Linked DNA regions of Homo sapiens: region 1 is linked to region 2. The links are chromatin contacts, found by Hi-C in ENCODE. All regions are on one chromosome and are shown on one strand. Each heading gives the region's core, a stretch centred on a gene start or an enhancer-like site at or near the end of the contact. The rest is flanking DNA. Distances are from core to core; before and after follow the strand shown.

Evidence for each region. Hi-C counts contacts between places; a loop is a spot of excess contacts on that map. Pooled maps may share reads with other maps.
Region 1: a loop to region 2 is called in a map with no recorded cell type, with 17 times the contacts of the local background. The contact joins the enhancer-like site here to the promoter of MAP1LC3B2 in region 2. A Hi-C loop is called at or near these places in 1 of 168 maps with a recorded cell type or tissue (lower leg skin), 2 of 37 single-sample maps with no recorded cell type and 2 of 50 pooled maps.

The regions. Positions count from the first base shown.
Region 1 is chr12:117,139,994-117,145,218 of GRCh38, reverse strand. It overlaps FBXO21 (F-box protein 21), which reads left to right. Exons shown (of 12, transcript NM_015002.3): 12 at 1-3,228. TESC-AS1 (TESC antisense RNA 1) reads right to left here. Exons shown (of 3, transcript NR_120464.1): 3 at 3,730-3,828. Among named protein-coding and RNA genes, the nearest start is that of TESC-AS1, 43 kb to the right of the region's middle. RefSeq lists enhancers at 1,748-1,827, 1,228-2,427. Within about 2 kb of position 2,083, at least 7 of the 41 ENCODE cell types and tissues checked have a DNase peak (open chromatin) inside an H3K27ac peak, as active enhancers do.
Region 2 is chr12:116,557,831-116,563,142 of GRCh38, reverse strand. MAP1LC3B2 (microtubule associated protein 1 light chain 3 beta 2) reads right to left here and starts at 3,762. Exons shown (of 2, transcript NM_001085481.3): 1 at 3,710-3,762. RefSeq lists a silencer at 1,385-1,679 and enhancers at 1,385-1,679, 3,169-3,268, 3,309-3,358, 3,579-3,918, 3,758-4,267.

The DNA.
Region 1 (5,225 bases), core at 834-3,333, 580 kb before region 2:
GATGGGTTCTTTTTGTAGTGAGACATACAAATCTGATGTTAATGTTTGCTCTTAGAAGTCATACTCCATGGTCTTCAAAGACCAAAAAATGAGGTTTTGCTTTTGTAATCAGGAAAAAAAAAAATTAATGAACCTTAAAAAAAAAAAAAAAGGTTTTGAAGGGAAAAAAAGTGGTTTCACACCTCTTGTTATTCCTTAGAGTCACTTCAAGGCCTGTTTGAATGTGGCAGGTTAGAAAGAGAGAGAATGTCTTTCATTTGAAGAGTGTTGGACTTGTGTGAAAGGAGATGTGCGTGTTGGAATCTGCTTTTCCAAGCCGCCAGGGTCCTGACGGCAGCAGGACGAAGCCTGTTGTGGCGTCTTCTGGGAAAGCCTGACCGTGTGTTCGGACGGCACTGGCTCCTTTCCGAAGTTCTCAGTAACTGAGCCCAGAGTAACTGCACGCCTTTGTGCAGCTCTGGAGCTCCACCAACTCTCGGCCTGCCAGTTCTCAAGCGAGCTAATCTTGTCATTAATCGATAGAAGCTAACTTCCGAAGTTAGGACCTAGTTACTTTGCTCTCAACATTTAAAATAATGCAGTTGCTCTAGTGAATGGGGCGTTAGGGGCCTGTCTCTGCACCTGTCTGTCCATCTGCATGCAGTATTCTCACCCATGTTGAATGCCTGCTGCTTGTTTACCCTTTGGAAACCCTGGGGTGACCAAGGTTTGGAAAGCCACCTGAGACCACTTCATAGCAAGGGAAGGCTTTAAGCAGTTACTAGAAAGAGATGGGGATTTGGCCCCTGGCTCCTCCAGCCTGAATGAGCTATTTAATCCACTGTCCATGTTCCTCATCAGTCAAATCCAAAGTCAAAGGATTTGAACCTGCATCTGGAAACGTAACCACTCACAGCACCTGGCCCGCCAAGGTTGGGAGGATTGTACACTACTTTCATTTAAAGGGGAAAGTTTGATAATACGGAATTAATTAATATGAATGAGATGCATTAATAAGAACCTGAGCATGCTGAGAGTTGCAATTGTTGGTTTTCTGGTTTGATTGATTTCCTTTTTTCTTAGACACATCAAAGTCAAGAAAGATGGTTTTACCTTTACTGACCCAGCTGTACATATGTATCTAGACTGTTTTTAAATGTCTTTCTTCATGAATGCTTCATGGGGCTCCAGGAAGCCTGTATCACCTGTGTAAGTTGGTATTTGGGCACTTTATATTTTTCTAAAAACGTGTTTTGGATCCTGTACTCTAATAAATCATAAGTTTCTTTTTAAAAATTTTCCAAAACTTTTCTCCATTTTAAAAAGCCCTGTTATAAACGTTGAACTTTCACAATGTTAAAATGTTAAATATTTGGATATAGCAACTTCTTTTCTCTTCAAATGAATGCCAAGATTTTTTTGTACAATGATTAATAAATGGAACTTATCCAGAGAAACCACGCAAATGGCCTGCCCAATTTCGTTTGAGGACAGAAAGCCCAGCCATGACTTGAGTAGAATGTCTCTCACCTCTCTTCGGATCTAAATATGAAAAGTATGTTCTGCTGAATTTTTCTGAGCATTGGTGAGCGGACAGCCTACCTGTAAACCATGACCTCCTTGCCAAACGTTAATTTTATCAGCTCACTAGTAACCTTTGAGAATTATCTGGTTGTCATGCAAAGATTGCACTTTCTGAATTATGTTAAAACACATGTTGTAAAATGAGAACTGCTCATGCTTTGAAAGAAAACCAGGTTCTTCGTGCGTTCTGTTGCCGTTGATTTGAATGGCTGTGCTGTATACGATGTGTCCAGAATGTCTTCAGAGCACTGTTTCCGTGTGATGTTACTACCTACTATGTGGGAGGAAAAAAGGTTATAGGTTAAACAAAGTCAATTGACTCTATGGTGGTGTTTCTCAATACCTGTGACGCACAGTACTGTGCGTCGTGACTTTCTAAGAGAAGTGTGCAGCGGGTGTGTCATCTTGATATATGAAACCCTGGAATTTCCCTCCCCTACACGCACGCACCGTCCCCGGGGGTCCGGTGTTTGCAGACATGCTTTGAAAAGCTGTCTCAGTGAGACATCAGTTATGTCCAAAATGAGTTTACCTTAGAATCAGACCGGTTTTGCCAGGCGTCATGTTTGCAAACATTATCCACCTAATCAGATTTTGAAAGGCCGGCTTTCATGTCGCCTGCCTGAGACTCATAACAGATCCCCATTATAAGCGCGTTTACACAGCAAAATGATTTTATTGAGAAAACCAGCATTAAGTACTGTTGCCGGCTCAGTTTTCCATTGCATACTATCTACTTAAAGTCCCGTTCTCATTTGTAAGTGTTCCGATCTTTCCCCACGGAGAAAACTGAGCAGAGCTGCCGTGTCGCAGGCTTTCTGCTGCTGATGTCGCATCTCTTTGCTTTCCCCTCCTTAGTCCATACTCCAAGTAAGTGAACTCAGACTACCAGCAACTTTTTAACTGAAAAGTATCTGTCCATGATGATCAAGATGCAGCTCTTCGTGTTTTTATTTTGTCTTTTTTTTTTTTTTTTTTTTTTGGAGGGAAGGAGAGACATCAACTGGACAAAATGCAAAATTTGGATGTGGGACAATTGCTTTTTGGAGACGTGAATAGCTGTACTGTACGTATTATTTTGTGTGGCATGCTAACTTTGAGCCGGGCACTGGCCTAATAAAGTCTTTGTAATCCTCCCAGCAATCCTATAAAGCAGACGCAGATAGTAAAGATTTTAGGCTTTGCAGGCCACGTACAGACTGTCACATGTTCTCTGTTTTTAAAAGTGTCAACAACATTCTTAGCTCAAAAACAGGCTGCAGGTGGGATGGTGCCCACAGGCCATAGTTGGCTGACCCCGGCTAGGGTGTAGGCACTTAGCATTCCACTGTATAAAGGGGAAACCCAGGTCATACTGCGTGTGCGTGGGTGGGAAGCCGGATGTGGAATACAGGTGGTCCCTGAGTCTCCAGGAACCACTGAGCTCCAGCTGTTCACACCCACACTCTGCGGCGCAAGCAACTACCTCGCCACGGTTTAGCCTTGGTCTAGCAGCGACTTTAACCTTGAATGTTGCATTTCTGAAAAATTTAGAATCTTGAAAGTAAAGGACGTCCCTCCGGTGAATAAAATTAGGCGCAATTATAGAATACATGTATTATGGCCACGTAGCAATGACTGTATTAGGGCTCTGCTAGTTCTGTAATAAATAGACCCGAAAAGCAACAATGGCTCAAACACCATAGAACGTTTTTGCTTCCATAATATTGGGCAGGGGAATGGGCTGGCAGGGCAGCCCTTATGCAGGCAGGCATCAGAGCAACCTGAGCCGTCCATCTCCATCCCGCCTGAAGTAGCGGGGAGCATGGAGGGCTGAGACCATCTGGGAGCTTCCATGAGCCAGGTGTGGAAGTGGCACCCCTTATGTCCACTCATTTTGCACGGAGGTGGGAAACGTCCAGTTGTGTTCTAGGAAAGGAGACAGAACACAGTGTGGGTGGAAGCTCTGGTCCACTGCACGGGCCACTCCAGTGTGCTCCTCCACCGCAGGAGACAGCCACGGACAGCTAAGCCAGGCTGTCCGTGGGGACGGACACATTTCTGCAGTCTCCGGCTCAGTCGCCCCTGCCTAAGTAGCACATAGAGGCAGTGGAGTTCCCTTCAGATGGCACTGTCTGTGTACACTCACGGTCTCCACCGCAGATGGCTGCAGCAGCGGGGAGCAGACCTCTCACCGCGTGGGTCACATGCACTACCTCTGCCTCAACAGCCAGATCTCAAGTGGCCGGCCACACCTTCGTTCCAGAGGAGGTGCCAAATGGTTTCCTGTGGGCCCGAAAGGAAGAGAAAAGGTTTGGTGGGCACAGACTTGTGTGTGCCTCACCCCCAGAGCCCTCCGCGGTCCCTGCATCCTACTCAGCCCAGTTTCCCTGGGCCGTGCAAGTTCCCTCCATCAGCCCAGCGTGGCGCCTCCGGGATCCCCCACCCCCAATTCCCATTAAGAGGTGAAGCAGGGACGGCAGCTGCAATAAGAACTCCCATTTGAGAAAAAGAAAGAATGAAACAAGTTGCTGGTCTCTAGCAGGGATGAAATCCCACTCGCGGGGGACCTTGGTAAGACCCCTGCCTTTGTCATGGCCGGGGGTGACGTTTCTTGCATAAGCCCTGACTCTGCTCTCCGGGAGGAACTCCCTGCCCTCTGGGAAGTTCTTCCTCAAATCTCATCCTCTCTGGTCTCCTCAGAAGTGGGTGTCGGGTGCATCCTGCCGGGGTGCTGGCCAACTTTCACACTCCACTTCCTGCTGGGTGCAGCTTTAGGGGCCTGTCCAAGACTTTTATTTACTTATTTGTACAACAAGCTTGCAATTCCTCTGGCAATGATTCCCTCTAAAGCTTAGCAAGCCATTAACCTATTGGTGCCAGCAATCGTAGCCAGCTTTATCACCTCTTGGCTCTCTCTTCCCCCTGACTTAACGTGGCTTAATGTGGCTGCCTTCATCTGATATTAACCAAAGGTGAGGCTCACTGCTTAAGTGAAAAATTTTTATTGTTATTTTTTGAGGCAGAATTTCGCTCTTCTTGCCCAGGCTGGAGTGTAGTGGCGCAATCTCAGCCCACTGCAACCTCTGTCTCCTGGGTTCAAGCGATTCTCCTGCCTCAGCCACCCAAGGAGCTGGGATACAGGCACGTGCCACCACCCTCAGCTAATTTTGTATTTTTAGTGGAGATGGGGTTTCACCATGTCAATCATCAGGCTGGTCTCAATCTCCTGACCTCAGGTGATCCACCTGCCTCGCCTTCCCAAAGTGCTGATTACAGGCATTTAACGGGTCTTTGTTGTTCGGTGATTTTCTTTGAGATGGAGTCTCGATCTGTCACCCAGGCTGGAGAGCAGCGGCACGACCTTGTACTCCTGGGTTTGATCAATTCTCCTGCCTCAGCCTCCCGAATAGCTGGGAATGCAGGTGTGTGCCACCACGCCCAGCTAATTTTTGTGTTTTTAGTAGAGATGAGGTTTCAGCATATTGGCCAGGATGGGTCTCGATCTCATGACCTTGTGATCCACCCACCACAGCCTCCCAAAGTGCTAGGATTACAGGTGTGAGCCACGCACCTGGCTTTTTTTTTTTTTTTTTTTTTTTTTTTTTAAGACGGAGTCTTGCTCTGTCGCCCAGGCTGGAGTGCAGTGACGTGATCTCGGTTCACTACAACCTCCGCCTCCT
Region 2 (5,312 bases), core at 2,513-5,012:
AAAAAAATACAAAATTAACCAGGCATGGTGGTGCAGGCCTGTAATCCCAGCTACTCGAGAGGCTGAGGCAGAAGAATCGCTTGAACCTAGGAGGCAGGGGTTGTGGTAAGCCGAGATCGCGCCATTGCACTCTAGCCTGGACAACAAGAGCGAAACTCCATCTCAAATAAAATAAAATAAAATAAAGTTCTTGTTTGGGCTGAGCAAAAATAATACAGGGTGAAAACTCAGATTTATTTAAGAAATGAAGAATGCCAGAAATCATAAATAAGTGAGTAGATATAAAATGCTTCTGTATCTTTGAAATTTTTTCAAGTTTTGCCAAGTCAGACTTTCTAGGTGTTTTACAATCCAGAATCAAGACACAGAAACGAGGAGCTATATAGTATTTCAGATACCAGCTCATCTCTGAAGCAACTGTGAGAAAATGCCAACATCTGTCAGTTATGGAGAGCAAATACATAGTTAATTGTCATAGTCACTTTTGTAATCAGCTATACATTTGAAAGTTTAAAAAATACCAACTCTTTTATGGTACAGATTGGCCACTCAAAGCCTTGAGATTTATGTGACTTTCCCAAGGCATGCACCAAGCACATCATCGTTCTACCTTCCCAGGGCTACATGGATCAGACGACAGCCCTGGACTTACTAGTGATTTTATGCAAGTGATTAAGTTACTCTAAGCCTCAGTTTCTTCTCATAAAATAGGGATAAGAGGTCTACCTCCTGCTCAGATTATCACATAAGACACTGCATGAGTCAGGATGCCTTTGTTTACAAGTGATCAACTCAAACTGTCTTAAACATAAAGATTTATTGTTTCACGGAACTTGCGAGTTTGGAGCTACGGATGGTTTCAGGCACAGGTGGATCCAGGGATACAAATATTGTTGTCAGGACTCTCCCACTATCTTTTATCTCTGCTTTCTGGGGTTTTGGCATCGGTCTCAGGCAGCCTCTCCCTAGGTAGCAGCAGAGATGCTCCACGCTCATATCCCACCACATAGTGGAACCAAGAGAAAGTGAATTTCTTTTCCCTACGAGTTTCGGCAACTATTTGCTCTGATGGACCCACTTTGGATCACATTCCCATCCCTGAACTGAGCTGAGTCTGACTGGTCAGGTCTGGGTGATATACCCTCTCCTGGAATGAGGGGGTGGAAGAGAGATGGTCTCCCGAAGGCAAGCCAGGATGCTGAAGCAAAAGATAGTGTCATAGATGCTGACAGGGAAAAACAATAGCCTTACTACACTTGTGTAAAGCACTGGACAATAAGAAGCACAGAGTCCAGCCTCGTTCAAGAACAGCTTTGCATGTACTTGCTCCATCCTTACAACAACTGTGTAAGGGAAGTTTTCTAATTATCTCCATTGGACAGATGAGGAGACAGAGGCCCAGGGAGGGTAAATACCTTACCCCAGGCCACACAGCTAGTAAGGGGCAGAACCAGGATCCAGCTGCCTCAGTGAATGGCTAATGGCTGCTGGTTAATGAGGTCACACTCCTGGCCTGTGGCCAAGACTTATCTACAACCAGGGACCCTCGACTCCTCCCTTAGTCTCGGGAGTCCTCAAGGCCCCATCCTGCTTCCTGATCGTTATGAAGTCTGGGGAAAGGGAAACTCGGTGTCCACGCAAACAAGATGCTGTGAATGTTTTCAGCCCAGACAAGGGGAAGGAGATGGCCAGGGGAGGACCTGGTAAACAGAAGCCTGGGGTGGCTCTGTTAGTTTCTTATGAGTGCCCTAATATCCTTGGTTTGTAGCTGCAAAACTCCAATCCTCACTTCCAAGTTCCTCTGGGACTTCCTCTCTGTGTGTCTAATCTACCCATCTACCTCTGCCACACTTTTTTTTTTTTATTTTGAGACAGGGTCTCACTTGGTCACCCAGGCTGGAGTACAGTGGTGCCATCATAGCTCACTGCAGCCTCGAACTTCTGGGCTCAAGAGATCCTCCTGTCTCAGCCTCACAAGTAGCTGGGACCACAGGCACACACCACTGTCCCCCACAGCTTTTTTTCTGAGATGGAGTCGTGCTCTGTTGCCCAAGCTGGAGTACAGTGGCACAATCTCAGCTCACTGCAACCTCTGCTTCCCGGATTCAAGTGATTCTTGTGTCTCAGCCTCCCAAGTAGCGGGGACTACAGGCATACACTACCATGCCCAGCTAATTTTTGTAGTTTTAGTAGAGATGGGGTTAAGCCATATTGGGCAAGCTGGTCTTGAACTCCTGGCCTCAAGTGACCTGCCCACCTTGGACTCCCAAGGTGCTGGGATTAGAGGTGTAAGCCACTATGCCCAGCCTTTTTTTTTTTTTAAACTATTTGTAGAAACAGGGTCTCCCTATGTTGCCCAAGCTGGATCTGCCTTCCTTTTATAAGGATACCTGTCATTGGATTTGAGGTCCACCCAGGTAGTCTAGGATGATTCAATCTTGAGATCCTAAAATTAATTTACACCTGCAAAGATCCTTTCTCCATTAAGGTCACATTCACAGGTGCTGCAGCACATTAGACTGTGGACATATCTTTTCTTTTTTTGGTGGAGGTGTGACTGGGGAGACACTATTAAACCCACTACAGTGTAAAAGTAGGCCAGATGTGATGGTTCACACCTGTAATCCCAAGACTTTGGGAGGCCGAGGTGGGCGGATCACTTGAGGTCAGGAGTTCGAGACCAGCCTGGCCAACATGGCGAAACCTCGTCTCTACTAAAAATACAAAAATTAGCTGGGCGTGGTGGCGCACCTGTAATCCCAGCTAGTCGGAAGGCTGAGGCAGGAGAATCACTTGAACCCAGGAGGCAGAGGTTGCAGCGAGCCGAGAGCGCGCCACTGCATTCCAGCCTGGGCGACAGAGGAAGACTCTATCTAAATATATATATATACATATACATACATATATATATATATATATATATATATATATATATATATATATATATATATATAGCCAAACTTAGCTTTATTTCAGAGCCGTTGCTGGGCCTGGGAGTGGAGAGAGATCAGGAGAGCGCCACCAGCTTGGATCGGTTAGTGAGCTGCGGTGGTTTTTGTTTTTGTTTTTTTTTTCTTGACAGTGTCTCCTATTGTTTTGTATTTCTCTTTTGTTTTGAGGTTTTCTGCCATCTTTTCTGGAAGGTGCATGATGCTCAGCTCTGTGGTTATTTTTGCCCAACAGCTGTGTTTCCGGTGAGCGGCTGTGGGATTCTTCTGACTCAGCAAAACTGGAGCAGTAACCGTCAAGAAGCCATTCAAGCAAGGCTAGAAATAAAGAAGCTGTTTCTTCACCGTCCCCTCCTCCTCCTCTCACTTCCCTCCCCATGGGTACCTTTTGAAAGTCTCACAAAGCACTTTGAAAAAACTACTTGGACCAGTATGCTGGAGGGTTGACTGAAGGTGGCCCCTCCGCTGGGCTTTAAGCAAACAGATAAATTCTGGAAAGGACTCTGCCCTGCCAGCCTGGCTGTGGCCTTCGGAAGGCCCCTCCCAACATGCCCCCACCCGCCGATCACATGGACTGTGTCTTACAAGTTTCCCACAGGTCTGACTAGTGAAAGCAGAGGCTGTGGGGACTTTTGTGGTTTTTCTAGGGTGTGGCCCCACTTTGCCTTCACCAGGCCTGAGTATCTATGCCGTGCAGCTTGCCTGCTTCTCAAAGGTCATGATTTCCACCCTGGGGCTGGGAGGCAGCTACATATTCCTACCCGCTGGCACAGGATCTGGCCCTGCACTCCCGAGAGGTGGCTGCGAGCCTTGCGGAGGCAGAGAGAGAACAAAATGGAAAGGAATCTTCCTCCCGGAGAGCCATCTTCTGTGCATGCCGGTGCCTGCAAAAGACAGGCGAGGCGAGACAGCTGCACCTCGGGCCTCGTCGCTGTTGCTGAGAAAGAAAGGAACAAATAAATTTAGCTCCATCCTACGCATCCTTTGCAGCTGCTGATTGACCAAACAGAAAGAGGCCTCTATTTCAACCCTGGCTTCTCAGCTTTTTGCCTGATGGGGTCTGCTATCGCCCTTTACAAGGGACTTTTGAAGGAGGAAACGGGCCGTGGCCTTATTTAGCGCCTGGCCGGCTGGAGGCTGCACAGACAGGAGTTCAAGTTTAGGGTGTCTCTTCTTGCCCATCCCAAAGCAAAATGGTGGCCCGGAAACGTTTCCAAATGGGCTTCGGCTCCTGGAATTTCCAATGTATTTATTTGGAAGCCAGAACATGGTGGGTGGAGAGATGTGTAACTGTGCCGAGGCCAGCCTATAGCTCCCGAAGCCATTAGTTTAATAGCACCATTTGTGGAAATAAAGAACTCGCTGACTGGGCTTGAAGGTAAAAGACTGGAACGAAGCACTGAGGGGGTTTCGTGGGGCTCACTAGCGTGGAGAGGTCCCTGCGGGATGGGGGACAAGCTGTGTGGACTTTGAGTCAGATAGACTTGGGTTCCAGTCCTAGCTCTATCACCTAAAGGCACGTTGTCTCTGGACAAAGAGAGCCTTTGCTCTGTGATATGTAAGTGAAATGCTAGCTGTGACACTGAACCTCTCTGAGCCTCAGTTCCTTATCTGTAAAACAGCAATGATGACACGAGGTCGTCACAAGGATTAAATGACAAAGAATACTGAACCTACATAGCCCAGCTCTTGCTGTGCCATGATGGTGTAGAGTGGCCCCTGTTTGACCTGCCCAGGCCCATTCTCCAAAGAAGCTGTACAGGTGAGGTGGCTCACCCCTGTAATCCCAGTACTTTGGGAGGCCGAGAAGGGAGGATCACTTGAGCCCAGGAGTTTGAGGCCAGCCTGGGCAACATAGAGAGACCCCATCTCTGCAAAAAAATAAAAAAAATTAGCTGGGTGTGGCGGTGCACGCCTGTGGTCCCAGCTACACAGGAGGCTAAGGTGGGAGGATCCCTTGAGCCCAAGAGGTCCAGGCTGCAGCCTGGGTGACAGAGCAAGACCCTGTCTCTAAAAAAAAAAAAAAAAAAAAAAAATAGAAGGTGTTTCTTCCCCAATCCTCTCCTTTCATTTCCCTCCCCGTGAGTACTATTTGGAAGTCTCACACGGCACTTTTTAAAAACCACTTTAAGTCCGGGTGCAGTGGCTCATGCCTGTAATCCCAGTACTTTGGGAGGCCAGGGTGGGTGGATTACTTGAGATCAGGAGTTCAAAACCAGCCTGGCCAACATGGTGAAGCCTCATCTCTACCAAAAATACAAAAATTAGCGGGACACGGTGGCACATGCCTGTAGTCCCAGCTACTCAGGAGGCTGAGGCAGGAGAATCGCTTGAACCCGGGAGGTGGAGGTTGCAGTGAGCCGA